Linked DNA regions of Homo sapiens: all the other regions are linked to region 2. The links are chromatin loops, found by intact Hi-C in ENCODE. Cell type or tissue: Calu3. All regions are shown on one strand.

What was found. Hi-C counts contacts between places; a loop is a spot of excess contacts. Peaks named below come from ENCODE experiments on the same cell type or tissue, not always from the same donor. Only the 100,000 strongest peaks of a DNase experiment are listed, where the experiment ranks them.
Region 1: a loop joins it to region 2, with 4 times the contacts of the local background. A loop is called at or near these places in 105 of 110 quality-filtered maps.
Region 3: it touches region 2 in a loop (10-fold over the local background); 107 of 110 quality-filtered maps call a loop at or near these places.

The regions. Positions count from the first base shown.
Region 1 is chr11:130,143,939-130,148,938 of GRCh38, forward strand. APLP2 (amyloid beta precursor like protein 2) reads left to right here. Exons shown (of 17, transcript NM_001142276.2): 17 at 1-867. Among named protein-coding and RNA genes, the nearest start is that of ST14, 13 kb to the right of the region's middle. RefSeq lists a silencer at 1,556-1,850 and enhancers at 1,921-3,120, 2,908-2,957. In Calu3, no CTCF peak of the experiment used is centred here; DNase peaks (open chromatin) are centred at 1,236, 2,573, 3,107 and 3,623.
Region 2 is chr11:129,920,961-129,925,960 of GRCh38, forward strand. It overlaps PRDM10 (PR/SET domain 10), which reads right to left. Exons shown (of 21, transcript NM_199437.2): 12 at 3,922-4,269; 13 at 2,288-2,443. Among named protein-coding and RNA genes, the nearest start is that of NFRKB, 28 kb to the left of the region's middle. RefSeq lists a silencer at 2,501-2,600 and an enhancer at 4,976-5,000. In Calu3, no CTCF peak of the experiment used is centred here; a DNase peak (open chromatin) is centred at 2,531.
Region 3 is chr11:130,129,999-130,134,998 of GRCh38, forward strand. It overlaps APLP2 (amyloid beta precursor like protein 2), which reads left to right. Exons shown (of 17, transcript NM_001142276.2): 11 at 40-168; 12 at 3,631-3,730. Among named protein-coding and RNA genes, the nearest start is that of ST14, 27 kb to the right of the region's middle. In Calu3, a CTCF peak has its summit at 2,461; a DNase peak (open chromatin) is centred at 2,443.

The DNA.
Region 1 (5,000 bases), 220 kb after region 2:
AAATGGGGTGGAATAGGGAACTGTAATGGCCACTGAAGCACGTGAGAGACCCTCGCAAAATGATGTGAAAGGACCAGTTTCTTGAAGTCCAGTGTTTCCACGGCTGGATACCTGTGTGTCTCCATAAAAGTCCTGTCACCAAGGACGTTAAAGGCATTTTATTCCAGCGTCTTCTAGAGAGCTTAGTGTATACAGATGAGGGTGTCCGCTGCTGCTTTCCTTCGGAATCCAGTGCTTCCACAGAGATTAGCCTGTAGCTTATATTTGACATTCTTCACTGTCTGTTGTTTACCTACCGTAGCTTTTTACCGTTCACTTCCCCTTCCAACTATGTCCAGATGTGCAGGCTCCTCCTCTCTGGACTTTCTCCAAAGGCACTGACCCTCGGCCTCTACTTTGTCCCCTCACCTCCACCCCCTCCTGTCACCGGCCTTGTGACATTCACTCAGAGAAGACCACACCAAGGAGGCGGCCGCTGGCCCAGGAGAGAACACGGGGAGGTTTGTTTGTGTGAAAGGAAAGTAGTCCAGGCTGTCCCTGAAACTGAGTCTGTGGACACTGTGGAAAGCTTTGAACAATTGTGTTTTCGTCACAGGAGTCTTTGTAATGCTTGTACAGTTGATGTCGATGCTCACTGCTTCTGCTTTTTCTTTCTTTTTATTTTAAATCTGAAGGTTCTGGTAACCTGTGGTGTATTTTTATTTTCCTGTGACTGTTTTTGTTTTGTTTTTTTCCTTTTTCCTCCCCTTTGACCCTATTCATGTCTCTACCCACTATGCACAGATTAAACTTCACCTACAAACTCCTTAATATGATCTGTGGAGAATGTACACAGTTTAAACACATCAATAAATACTTTAACTTCCACCGAGACTGCTCGTTTCACTGACTGCGGCATTGATCTGCGTGATGGTCCTACCCCCTTCCTCCAGGAGGGTGATAACTTCGTTCCACGAAGGACCCCAGCTGCACCTCACAGGCGGAAATACGTCTGCTCAAGCTGTGACTCAAGGCTTCCAGCGCCGTTTCGCATTTAGAAAGCAAAGTAAGAGGGAACATCTGCACAGAGCATTTGTCTGGCAAAATTTAGGCTACTGATATTTATTAATATGAGACTTCTTAATGCTACTGGGAACAATGAGTAGGGCTTGTGGCTGAATTTTCAGAGGAATGCTTGCAGCTTCCATTTGCTTAAATAACCTGACACTGGGAGGCCCTGTCACCTCACTGATGGGGGTGTTTGGTTTGTTGCCTTGGCAACTGCTTAGAGGGCTTTCTGCCTGGGCCCAGTTTTATCTACTGAGCTAAGATCTTTTTAATGCCCAGCTACAGGGAAGAGGGTCAATTCAGGGGTAAATCTCAGTCCCTACCCTAGTTTAATGCCAGTTTAAATATACAGAGTAGTTATCAAGGTAATGTCATATATAGCTGTGTGTAGATGTACATGTGTGTACATACGTGACGAATCTTCCCTAGGATACTGGACTAGGGAGTGTTTTATGAGCCAGGAAAGCATTTTGTGAGCCAGGTGAACAGGTTGGTTCTTTATAATGATTACCACTTCCCCATCAGCCTCTCCCTTCTGCCTGCATTGGTCACTGAAGTTGCTGCCAGGAAAGCCCTGAAGAAGAGGGAACTTTTTTGTTTTTTGAAACCAGTTTCTGCTGGAGTGCTCTGAAGAGTGTTATCACCTGACCCTCTGTAGTATCAGCTGGAAACTGATCTCAGGGTCATTCTGATTTCAAAGCTAACAGACCAGCTTCATTGATTTTAGTGCCTGCCATGTACTAGCTGCCTCCAAGTCAGAGGCGCATTTTTGTCTTTTTTTCTTTTTTTTTGAGACAGAGTCTGTTGCCCAGGCTGGAGTGCAGGGGCGCGATCTCAGCTCACTGCAACCTCTGCCTCATAGGTTCAAGCAATTCTGTCTCAGCCTCCCGAGTAGCTGGGACTACAGGCGTGCACCACCATGCCTGGCTAATTTTTTTTTGTATTTTTGGTAGAGACAGGGTTTCACCACGTTGGCCAGGCTGGTCTCGAACTCCTGACCTCATGATCCACTCGCCTCGGCCTCTCAATGTGCTGGGATTACAGGCGTGAGCCACCATGCCCAGCTCCATTTAGTCTTAACCTTTTGAGGCATTCCCCTCTTCCAGAAATGACGCTGAGGTCTTCCACGGAGCAGTAAGGGGTGGAGCAGAGATGCAAACCCAGCTCGGTGGGAGTTCTTCCTTTATTCAGTGTACTTCAGTCCTGGGGGAGGCAGGGGCGGGGGCATGGCAGCCAATACCCATCCAGCTGCTCAGCTCTCGAGTCTCTTACCTGTTACTCACATTCCTGTTGCTGATGGGTTAGAGAGGAGTTTGGGGCTGGTGAAAGTGCAGTGGTTTCTATTTACACGTTCATTACCCAAATGGGGTCATTGCAGAGACAGTCGGGGTTAGCTGAGAACTGGGGAGGCCTGAGAGATGACGTGGAAATGAATGAGAGGCAGGGCTGCCAGGCGGCCTCACCCTAGGCAGGCTCCACTCTGCTCCCTGGTGGCTCACCCACCTCCCGGGAACTGAGAGAAGCTCCTGGTTTCTGCCTTGGTGACTCAGCCTTGACCTCTGGGGAATGTGGCCCTGCCCACCTTGCGGCCAGCCTCAGGTGCTGGTGCTGACAGGTGCGAAGGTCCTCCTACCTGCCTGTCTGCTTTCAGTTGCAAATCAGAGCTCAGCAGCTGAGGTTTGAGCCAGGACATCAGATGCCCTGATCTCTGGTTTCTGTTGCTGTGACAACTGACAAAGCTCTTTAGGAGGTACAGATGAGGATGTAATGAGTCCCTAAGTTTTGGAGAGGCCCAAGGGTCCACTATCATAGGAGCAGGTGAAAAAGTATTTAAAAAAGGAACATGCTGTCTTGCGGTACTTTGAAGTCATGGACATAGACAGAATGGATACAGGGAACTGGAAGGGACCTTATGACTCCTGATTATTTCACAGCTGAAACATGGCCACAGGGTCACACGCTGTTAGGGGCAGAGCCAAATGCTGTGGTTATGTACAATGGACTCTTTTCTGGGGCAAAGGGTAAAGCGGTCCTTATAAGACAAGGAAATGGGTGTCAGCTGGTATCTTTCCTGTTACCGCCTATGAAATAAGGGGAAGTCGTGTCTGTTCTGCCCTCTGTGGTTGCATACTTTTGACAGGCAGTAGCAACCATGGACTTGGTTAGTGCATTTCCACTGTGGAGCAGCCCAGATACCCAGAGAATGTGACAGGAGACATGAGTTCCCCCGCCCCCGGCCCCCAGAATCCTTGAAATGGATGGGACATGACTTTTTTTTTTTTTTTTTTGAGACAGAGTCTCACTCTGTCGCCCAGGCTGGAGTGCAGTGGCGCAATCTTGGCTCACTGCAACCTCCACCTCCCGGGTTCAAGCAATTTCTCCTGCTTCAGCCTCCTGAGTAGCTGGGACTACAAGCGCGTGCCACGACACCTGACTAATTTTTTGTATTTTTAGTAGAGATGGAGTTTCACCGTATTAGCCAGGATGGTCTCAATCTCCTGACTTTGTGATCTGCCCGCCTCGGCATCCCAAAGTGCTGGGATTACAGGTGTGAGCCACCGCGCCTGGCTGGGGGCATGACATTCTTGAGGAATCTGTCAGAGATCTGTGGCCAAGATACAAGATAACCCAGATCTGATTGATTTTTTTTTTTTTTTTTTGAGACGGAACCTTGCTCTGTTGCCCAGGCTGGAGTACAGTGACGGCTCACTGCAACCTCAGCCTCCCGGGTTCAAGTGATTCTCGTGCCTCAGCCTCCAGAGTAGCTGGGATTACAGGCGTGCACCACCACACCTGGCTAATTTTTGTGTTTTTTAGTAGAGACAAGGTTTCACCATGTTGGCCAGGCTGGTCTGGAACTGCTGACCTCAAGTGATCCACCCACCTCAGCTTTGCAAGTGCTGGGATTAAGGCATAAACCACTGTGCCCAGCTTGGTTGAACTTAAAATTTTGAAGTCCCTGCCTCTTTCCGATTAGAGCAGTGCCCTCCATCAATAAAACATTTATAGTGTGTACTATATATACAGTTATTTTAAACTATGTATAGTTATTTTAAAATTATCTGCATGTATTATAAATAGAAACTTGGAAGGCATAAAAAAGATGAAATACTTTTTCCAAATTTTATTTAATAACAGTACAAAGCCTTTTGGGTCCAGTCAAATATTGCTAGTTTTAGTGCAGGCAAAGTGATTGCTTTCATTCTCTCCTTCCTCTCTCCTAATGGAAGTCCATATCGTTGATTCAGATTTTCTTAGTGTTTACCTACTGTCTTCTATTTTTTTTTTCTTTTTTTTCTGAGACGGAGTTTAGCTCTTGTTGCCGAGGCTGGAGTGCAATGGTGCAATCTCGGCTCACCACAACCTCCGCCTCCCGGGTTCAAACGATTCTCCTGCTTCAGCCTCCCGAGTAGCTGGGATTACAGACATGCGCCACCAGGCCTGGCTAATTTTGTATTTTTAGTAGAGACGGGGTTTCTCCATGTTGGTCAGGCTGGTCTACAAAGTCCTGACCTCAGGTGATCCACCTGCCTCAGCCTCCCAAAGTGCTGGGATTACAGGTGTGAGCCACTGCGCCCAGCCCTGTCTTCTGTCTTCTCCCAATAAATGACATTGTATTTAGGCTTCTCTGGACAGTGAAGCTTTCTCAGACTTTCCTTGTTTTGATGATCTTGACAGTTTTGAGGAGTTATTGGTCAGGCATTTCGTAGGATGTCCCACTATGGGGTTTTGTCTGATGTTTTTCTCATGGTAATGCATGGGTTATGTGTTATTAGGAGGAAGACCACAGAGGTAAGGTGTCCTCCTATTCCATCAAGGGTACACACTGTCAACATGACTTACTGCTGTCGATGTTGACCTTGACCCCTGGCTGAGGTGGTGCTTGTCAGGTTGTCTAAAGTTAATCTTCCCCTCCTCGCACTGTCACACTGCACCACGTGCAGCCCGAACTT
Region 2 (5,000 bases):
CTACTTTTATATTTTTAGTAGAGATGGGCTTTCTCCATGTTGGTCAGGCTGGTCTCGAACTCCCAACCTCAGGTGATCTGCCCACCTTGGCCTCCCAAAGTGCTGGGATTACAGGCGTGAGCCACCGCACCCGGCCACTTTATTCTTTTCTCTATTCTAGTGTGAGCTCCCTGAAGTTGGAAGGTCCCACCTTGACTTCAATGCTGCCCTCATGGAGCTTATACTTAGCAGGACAGGCAAATGCAATACACAAATGCTATGACAGGGTCACCAGCAAAAGGCCCTGTGGGAATTGGTGGGAGAAGCAGCAGTTAATCCAGGGATCAGGAAATGCCCCATATGAAGTGACATTAGCCAGGTGAAGGAATATGACAGTTTGAAAATGCATTTCAAGTCAGGAGGAGGAGTGAGAGCAAGTGCAAAGGCCCAAGGAGAGAGAGTATGCCACACCTGGGTAAAGCTATGGAGTTCAGGTCACCCTGAGCACACGGGGAGGCAGGAACCAGAGAGGCTGGCAGGAGCCAGATCCTGTAGCATCTTAGAAGTAACAAGAACTTCGGGATTTATCTGCGTGAAGAGCTATTTAAGAGTTTTTCAGAAAGGACATGACATCAGAGCTGTTCTCTAGAAAAATTACTCTGATTCTACTTTGAAAATATGCCAGGAAGGTAGGTGGTAGTGGTTTTGTGCTGGGTCAACTTGGCTAAGGGGAACTACATTTGAAGGGAGTCTTCTTCCCAGCATGGTTCCGAGTTGGGGTTAGCCAAAGAGAAACTCAGACCAGCCTGGAAGGTGGAAAGGAAGCAGCTCCGTGCTGCTCTAGACGGTGTCATGTAGAGGTACCTGTGGGTCCCTACTTATCCTCTCTTTCCCACCCAGCCACCAGCTGTCTTCCTGACTGCCAGCCCTGCTGGCCAGCTCCACATCCACCACCAGATGCAGTGACACAGTCTTTCACAGACCACACCAGCTCTCCTTCCTGGGCCCCTCTGCAGGAGGAAGTGCTTGGTTCCCAGATTCCCAGGTAACTTCCCATTTGACCACCCAGACCAGTACTTCTGTGGGCATACTGCTGACTTCCGACCTCCCAGCTTCTCCCTTCAACCCTCACTTCTCCATCTTCTCCTATAATTAAGTTCTTAGTCCTGTAAGAAAATCTTCTTCTGTAACATTCACAGTGGCTTTGCTTCCCTGATTGAACTGTGGTTGAATATACTGGGTGAAAGTAAAAGAGAAAATGAAAGCAAGCAAAGAAATTTTAAAGAAATATTCCAAGGTGTTAAAATATGGTATCTGGCACAAAATGAAAAATCAAAAAACACTGGCTGGATGGGATGGATGGATGGCCAAACAGTATCGCAAAACAGGAATCCTTTTAGATATGATTTTTTTTAAGAACAGAAAAATCCCAGACCTACTTATACTTTTCACACTGGAGTTCTCTACGGAATTCTAAATTGTGCTGTTATATATTCAAAGCCATTAAATTATATTCTATAACACACTTACCATAAAACCAGCTTTGCAAACTCTATTTCTCTTTAATTTCTTTGCATCTGTTACAAATATACCCTTAGTTTTCCTCTCCTGAATCAATTTCTGATTCTTTTCCAGTTTCTATGAGAGTGTGACCTACAATCATTTTCAGCAGAAGGTCTTCCAGTGACATTTTTGCAGAATCACCTTATTTCCCAATGAAGCATATTTCATTGTTTTTACATTTATTTATTTAACTTTTATTTCTGGGTCCCCTGCAGGGTTTTGCTCGGCTTCTTCTAAGTTCCAGGTGGGTTACGGATACTCATAATGTTTTAATCTTTGAGGTCATTAACATTCTCCAAAGTAGTCTAAGCCTTCTCAGCATTCTTCAGATTTCCCACCTGAATTAGATGAGCGTCCTGCTGGCTGCAAGGCTCAATTACGGGCTCTTATACTTCATCAGTGCTCAACAAAAACCTCCTGATCTGAATGTTAAGTAAAGGTTTTGGTCTGTTAGGAAATCTCAATAGCGATTTAGTTATACTTGTCATTATACATTTGGATTCTTTTAGGAGATGATGCATTTTTACTCTACTTGTTTGGGGATTTGAATTAACTATTTTGAGGAAATGAGTAAGTTTTCCCCCTTAATTTTATAACTAAGTCAAACACAAGGCCCAAAGAGTATCTCAGGTCCAGTTCATCAGAGGTGGGTGATAAACTGATGAAATGAACAGGCATTTACCCTCAGCTTGCTATAATTCCAGTGGCCACGAGAACCACCTTGGGCTGTGCCTTGGTGTCATACCTTAAATTGCTTCCCACAGGTGGAACACAGGAAGTCTTTGCGGTCCGAATGCCGGAGCATGTGGAGTCGCAGTTTATCGGGGCGACAGAAGGCCTTGTCACACTCTGTGCACTGGTAGATCTTTTCTGAGTGGAAGCTGCGCACGTGTTTTTTCACCTGGTGATAAGAACCACAGGAAAATTCAGGGGACGCAGGCACCAAATGAAATGACCAAAGGCAGCTTGTCAACGCTAGAGGGAGCCAAACGCATTACCATGGGTTTTCATCAACCCCGCCGAGGAATCCAATCAGATGTGATAATTGGCCTCAATAACACATACTGTCCCTGTCACAAAGAAATAAAACAAGTAGCCAGAAAGCCTTAGAAATCCGAACCTCCCCGATGACTTGAAACGTGAGAGAGAGAGAGAGAGAGAGAGAGAGAGAGAGAGAGAGAGAGAGAGAGAGTGCTTGCTTGGTCAAAGCCCTGATCACTTGAAGCCCATTTTTTAAAGATAAAAAGCAAAAGTTCCTTTGGGTTTAAATGAAATCTTGCTAAAAAGGATCTATAGGAAGACAAAAACCAATTCTTCCTTACTTTTCTCCGTCTTTAATCTGCACAGAAGCAATTTAGCCCCTTTTGATCCTTTTACATCTTCTTATAAAATTAAGTTCTGAAGAATTAAAGACATGAATGAGTGGATACAGAAGACATTACCGGTTTGTGAGAGCAATATGACGCTGGCGTCACTTCTCAACTGGGACTTACTTCCCTTACTTTTAGATAAATAAAGGAATAGGGCTTCTGAACTCTCTTAGCCACACATATCCAATGAGAAAGAGCTGAGGATGGAAGCTAAGTAGTGAGTCTTACCAAACTATTCCTATAAGATAGTTTGCTTCATTATTTTTGGAGTTTCTTTTGCCATTAAATTATGCCTTAAAGCAATCTTTCTACTAGTTTGTGTGAAGTGAGAAAATTTCCAAGACTCTCAACACTAGCAGAACTAAAATTAAATCCCTAGTCTTCTTTTCCTTTGGTAATTGAAAAAGTGTATTTTTACAAAATGTTTCGTTATTCACTGACTAGCACAGGAAAATCTTATCACTTAAAGTCCAAATGAAATCATGAGTATTCTGAAATTTATCTTCACCCATTTTGCTCCAACAAAGAATACACTACAGGGGAGGAGGCAGTCGGTTCCTGATACAAAAGTATATTATATACCAACTTTCTCTTTGTTTCCTTCCAAAATGTATGGCCTTGGTTAAAGCAAGCAGGAAACCACAGTAGTAGTAGGGAGATGTTCCCAGCCCCTCAGAAACGGGAGTATGTCTTCTACAGGCTCGGTATATTTTATAAGCAATAGACATTGACATGGATTATGAAAGACTTTTTAAAAATTATAATAGATCTGGGTGTTTATTACTTGTAACTTAAACACTTCAATGTCAATGTCTGATCTGGACAATTAAGGGTCATAATAATCTTGTGTATAAAAGTAGTTTGATTGAAGAAATATTGTTCTCAATTGTAAAGTTGTTTCAAAGAAGGGATGGAAATGCAGGTGCTAGGCAGTCTCGGTTTTCCAAAAATCGAAGTTTCTTTTACCAAAAGAAGGAAGCAGACAGGAATCTCAGTAGTAGACACTCACCTGGATAAAATCTGGGAACCGTTTCTTACAAGTTGGGCAGGTGAAGTAGCCATCATTGATATGAATGGCCACATGATCTTTCAACAAATCAAGGCGGTCAAAGGATTCTGGGCAAAAAATGCAAGAGTAAGTCTTCTGGTCTGAGTGGAGCTTCATGTGGCTCTCCAAGGATGTGCTGCTGATGAAGCCCTTGTTACAGAGATCACAGGTCAGTGGGCAGTTCCCCTCCCGCCCATGGAAGCGTAAGTGCTGGTCCAGTTTGTCCTTTTCCCGGAAGGCCTTCCCACACTGCAAGCATTTAAAAGGCCGGAAGGACTTCCGAATAAACAGATGCTGAAGAGCTGCATTCTGAAAGACATACACAAATGTGATCATTTAGTGATGAAATTAAGAGTGCAACTGGATCACACTTTTACAGAGAAAGAGAGGATGATCTCTGCAATCACAGACTTCCCATAGAAGTTCAACTCTAGGACACACACAGTTGAAAGGAGATTTTTCTGGTGAAGACACTGAAAATGAAGCCATCCTCAAAGAAGCTCATCTTAAAGAGATGAAATTTTTTTGTGTTTTGTTTTACATCTATGTATGTGGGTTTTCTTTTGAAAGGGTTTAAGTAACAAAAAAAGTGTTCCCAATAGAAGACTTGTATAATAAAACAAATCCCACAGTGGAACAGGATAAAAATGGAAGATTTGGAGGAAAAGACTTAGGTTAAGTCACACATGCAGGAATCAGGCTGGAGCAAGTCAGTCAAATGTTACTTGTTGAAATCCATGAGAAAAAGAATTTGAAGCTTGATTAAAACATTTAGCAAAAACAAAACAAACAAACAAACAAACAAAAAAACAATAAAAAGAACTGAAGGGTAGTCCTTGCCAGCGGCAGGATGGAGAAGGAAATGGATACCAGGTTTCTTTTGGGGGTAATGGATACCAGGTTTCTTTTGGGGGTGATGAAAGTGTGCTGGAATTAGAGAGTGGTGAAGATTGCACAGCTTCAGAATGTTCTAAAAACCACTTTAAAGGGTAAACTTTATGCCACGAGAATTTCTTGAAAGGATTCAGATTTATGTGAAT
Region 3 (5,000 bases), 210 kb after region 2:
CTAGTCTCTGGATATTAAAACAACTGTTCTCTCTTGCAGCCTCATCGCATTCTCCAGGCCTTACGGCGTTATGTCCGTGCTGAGAACAAAGATCGCTTACATACCATCCGTCATTACCAGCATGTGTTGGCTGTTGACCCAGAAAAGGCGGCCCAGATGAAATCCCAGGTACAGTAGATGTAGTAGAAATTGCTGCCGTGAGGGCATTTCCAGTGGGGAACATAATGCCTTGACTAATGGTTGACCAGCACTGCTAGTTGCATTTGCTACTAGTCCTTAGAAAATGAGTTTTGATTTCCGAAGACATTCGGTACGTGAACTGGTTTTTGCAAGGTCACTGTTTTTAAAACATCTTTTTAAATACTTTTTTATATTAACTGCTTTATACTTAAACAATTTCTGAATTTTTTATATCATTTATTTCTGATTTAGGGTATTGCCAGAACCAATATTCAAGATCCTTTTCTAGGTATATTTATCAAGCAGATCTTAAAAATTGGTCTCTTGTTTTGTGCAGTATAGTTTTTGTTTAGACAGACACTTTTACATTCCTAGGTTTTGTCCAGCTTTACTTTCATCTACAGAGGTTTGTTTCTGGTTCCTACTTCTAATATTGGTGTTGTTCATATATTAACTTGAGTTTTACTTTTTTGTATTCATAAAAATGAGCTTGCCTACAAGACTGCTAGCTTCCGTTTAAACCAGGAAGTCTCCTAGCTCAGCCTTAGTTTTCCTAGAGGGCCTTATAGTAACAACGCTGATCTTACTTGATTTCCTCTCATATTGTAAATACAGTGCTGTGCTGATTGTGAGTGTCAGGGTACATGGGCTCACTTACTGCACGGGTGCTGGCCTGTCAGCCCAGAAACCCTCCTTCCCCACAGCTGCTATGAGTGTGAAGATGAAAAGGTAATGTGCCTAAAGGCCTAAAGGCCTTTGGAGTATTGGAGCTGAGCTGCTCCATTTGTGGAGCTGGGGGTCTGTCTCAGTGCCAGACTCCACACTGGCATTCAGTGCTGCCGGGTTGACTCCCTTGAGTGCCCTTGAGCAGCTCACACGCTAGTGTAGAGATAATAACTGTAAAGGTGAAGAGCAGGTGTTTTTTTGTCTGTTTGTTTGAGATGGAGTCCCACTCTGTCACTCAGGCTGGGTTGCAATGGCACCATCTCAGCTCACTGCAACTTCTGCCTCCCGGGTTCAAATGATTCTCTTGCTTCAGCCTCCCAAGTAGCTGGGATTACAGGTGCCCACCACAGTACCTGGTTAAGTTTTGTAGTTTCAGTAGAGACGGGGTTTCACCATATTGGCCAGGCTGGTCTTGGGCTCCTGGCCTCAGGTAATCCGCCCACCTCTGCCTCCCAAAGTTCTAGGATTACAGGTGTGAGCCACCACTCCCAGCCTAGAGCAGGTGTTCTTAGATATACAGAGTTCACTTCAGAAGCTGGTTGTTTTGGGGAATAAAAGAACTCAGGCTTCTAAAGAGTGGGAAGAACGTGGAAAGGGGCTGGGTTGGAGACCCTAAGGGGCATCTGGTGTGGGCCTGGAGCTCAGGACTTTGCTTCACGCTGGATGTAGCAGAAGAGGAGAAAGTCCAAGAGGCCTGGATGGAAAACGCATGCATCTTGACAGGGCCTAGGCTCTTGGGGTCTACTTGATTTTTTGAAAAGACTTAATCACTTTCCAAACTTTCTGGTTTAAAATTAAATTATCGTGTTGTATTCTAGCCAGTTTTGTGTGAGAGTAGAAGGGAAGGAGAGATTTTGATCAGTATATTAAATTAATAGAGAATTCCTGCAAGTGAGATCAAGCTTCCACACCAAGTAATGTGGGAAGTAGAATGCTCCCATTTAAACACCTTTGGGGAGAAAACCCAGCTCTCCTGTCTGCTACTTACTACCTGCTCTTAGCTTTAATTCTGGCAAAGCTTACCTTCTGCCTTGTTCCCTATTCTGTTATCTAAACACCAGAAAAATTTGCAGATATTCAGCCTGTTGTAACTTGTGCCATGTCTGCTTGTCTGGATATGAGTGAGATGGTGCTTTTACCCCCATACTATAGCCAATGGTTTGCTGTAGAGACACTAATTTGCAGTCTCCCGCTCTGTGGTTCTTGTCCTCTGTGAGTGTATGAACCTTCCTGTCTCACACGGCTCCCGGTTCCTCTGGGAGGTGTAGCAGGACAACACTTGCTGAACCCGTGGGTGTTGCATTTTGGCTTCATTTGCATTTTTTCTTCAAGGCACTCACTCTTGTGCTTTCCTTGATTGACAGAATGGCAAATATAAAATTAAATTGCTTTCATCCTTGCTTTGAAAGGTCAGAGAGATGTCAGTCTACAATAAAAGCATCTTTCCATTTAGCTTTTTTTTTCATTTTGATCCTTCATGTTAATGGCTTCAGGCCCACATAATTAATCCACTGGTTTCCAGCACCCTCTTTAGGAAAAGCTTGGTAATTGCAGGTCTAACCAGGCGGGGATGACTTAGCTTGAAAAGCTTGTGGGAGCTACAGCAACACACCTCGCCGTGTCATTGGGGTGGATGCTAGCCCGTCACCTTTCACTTCCATCCTGGAAAACTGTAAAAATAGTGACCACTTCTAATGGCCTTTTTTTTTTTTTTTAAATAATGAATAACCTTAGAACTTTTGCATTCAGAAAAGGCAGTGAGCTACGGTAGATGAGTCTTCCTTTATCACCCCCTTAAAATCAGGTTTATTTATACCTCAGCATGAGTTTTTCAAAAAATAGCAATTTAGTTAAATAGGAATAAACTAATTCTTTATTTACCACAATAATCATTTAAGCAATTGCTTCACTAAGCAAAATCCATAATGGTTCCCTCTGTTGCCAAGTCTGCTTTTCAGCCAGTAATTTCAGTCTTTTTTAATCCCATCTAATCTGACCAGTGGTAGAAATCAACTGACTCTTCTTTCACTCAGCAAAACCTTACTGAACATTCGGCATTGTACAAATTAGAGTTCTTTTTTTTTTTTTTGGCTCAATATAATTAGTAGTAAGTGCCTTGTATGAAAATCCAGTAGCTAGTGGCCATTTTTAAATAAATTGTCTCTTAATTTGGAGCACTTTCCAGATAAATTCTCATGTCAGCTGGGGGAATTATACAGTCTTTTTTTTTTTTTTTAAGACAGGATCTTGCTCTGTTGCCTAGGTTGGAGTGCAGTAGCACAGTCATAGCTCACTGTAGCCTAAACCTCCTGGGCTCCAGTGATCCTCCAGCCTTAGCCTCCCAGGTAGCCGTGACTGCAGGCACACAGTACTATGCCTGGCTAATTTTTGTATTTTTGGTGGAGACAGGGTTTCATCATGTTGACCAGGCTGGTCTCAAACTCCTTCGCTCAAGTGATCCTGCTGTCTCACCCTCCCAAAGTGCTGGAATTACAGGTGTGAGCCACCACGCCCAGGCTGAACACGTTCTTATACTTTAGCAGTCAGTAAATATGGCGTGAGGATTAATACATTTCCCCTGACCAGTTGCTTTGCTAGACTCTGTAGAGAATATGCTTTGTAAAGTGGTTTTTCCAGAAGTTGTGTCGATGTTCCAGCTGCAAGTTCCCTCCTGGCCTAGTTGTTTTCAGTCACAACACCTCTCCACCATAACTCTGCTTCCAGGTGATGACACATCTCCACGTGATTGAAGAAAGGAGGAACCAAAGCCTCTCTCTGCTCTACAAAGTACCTTATGTAGCCCAAGAAATTCAAGAGGAAATTGGTGGGTACCAGCTCTTTGTGTCAAGGTCATACGGGACTTCTTGCAGAGGCTCAGGAGTGAAAGCTGGGCAAGAGTAGAGAGAGATGAGCAAGCAAGGCCGGTGAAGTGGGGCATTAGCACATCCTGGCTTCAGAAGCCTGGAGTCCACTGGAGCTTTCATGGCAAGGTGAAGGAGGAACCAAGGACAGGTGCACTGGCTGTGAGCCATGGAGCCTCGGGCTTCACTGACCTTCACTCTGTTAGCGGAAGAATATCTGGGGTGTGAAATTGCAAGAGACTACGAGTTTCCTGTTCCCGTTTTCCTCCTTCGTTCTGATTATTTCAAGCACCTGATTTTATATAAATTCTCACCTCCTCCTCTCCCGGTCTTTATCTTCTTCATTTATTCAACAAGTTTTATTATGGCTGCTGCGTGCGTGTCACAGAGTAAAATGGTCCACGAGCAGATGGTACCTGCTGGAGTTGATGTGTTGATAAGAGAAAAACAGATAGTAAAACAAGAAAATAAGTGTCAGCTGGTGATAGGTGCTGTGCAGTGTGAAAACTCGGGCAGAGTGCTAGAGAGTGGCCAGTCGGGGCGGCTGCCTCTGGGGACGGTGGCCTGAGATCCGAATGGTAAGATCACAGCGGGAGAGCACGTTGGTAGCAGAGGGAGCGGCAGCTACAAAGGCCCCAGGTGGAAGTCAGGCATCACATTTGAGTAGATCAGTGTGGCTACAACATAGCAAAGGGGATGTGGCCAAAGTATGCAGGGACCAGATGAGGAAGAAATTTCAGCAAAATCAAGGAGTTTGGATTTTATTCTAGGATAATGGGAAGCCGTTAGAGGATTTTCAGCTAGGGAAAGACTAGATCTGGATTATGAATTTTTAAAAGCTCACTTGGCTGCTGTGTGTAGTCGATTAAAATTAGAAACCAGCCAGGAAGCGATTTTAGAAATTCAGGAGAGAGCTGTTGGGAGTATGCACTGAAGGGGTGACGGGGTAGGAGAAGGAGCACCCCAGGGACAGCTGGGGATGGTCTGTAGGATGTGTTCTGGTGGGAGTGTGTGGGGCTGCGCCCAGGGCTGCGTGTGGGGTTGGGGGAGCGGCATCAAGAAGTGCACTTAGGGTTCCACTGGGAGCAGCTCGGGGATGGTGGTACCATGGCTGACTGAGGTGGAGAAGGAAATCCGGAGCTCTCTTGATACATGTTAAGATAGAAATTTCTGTTGGATGTTATGTGGGGATGTAGGATTTAGGTGAGGCAGAGGTCAGGCAGTAGGTCCAGG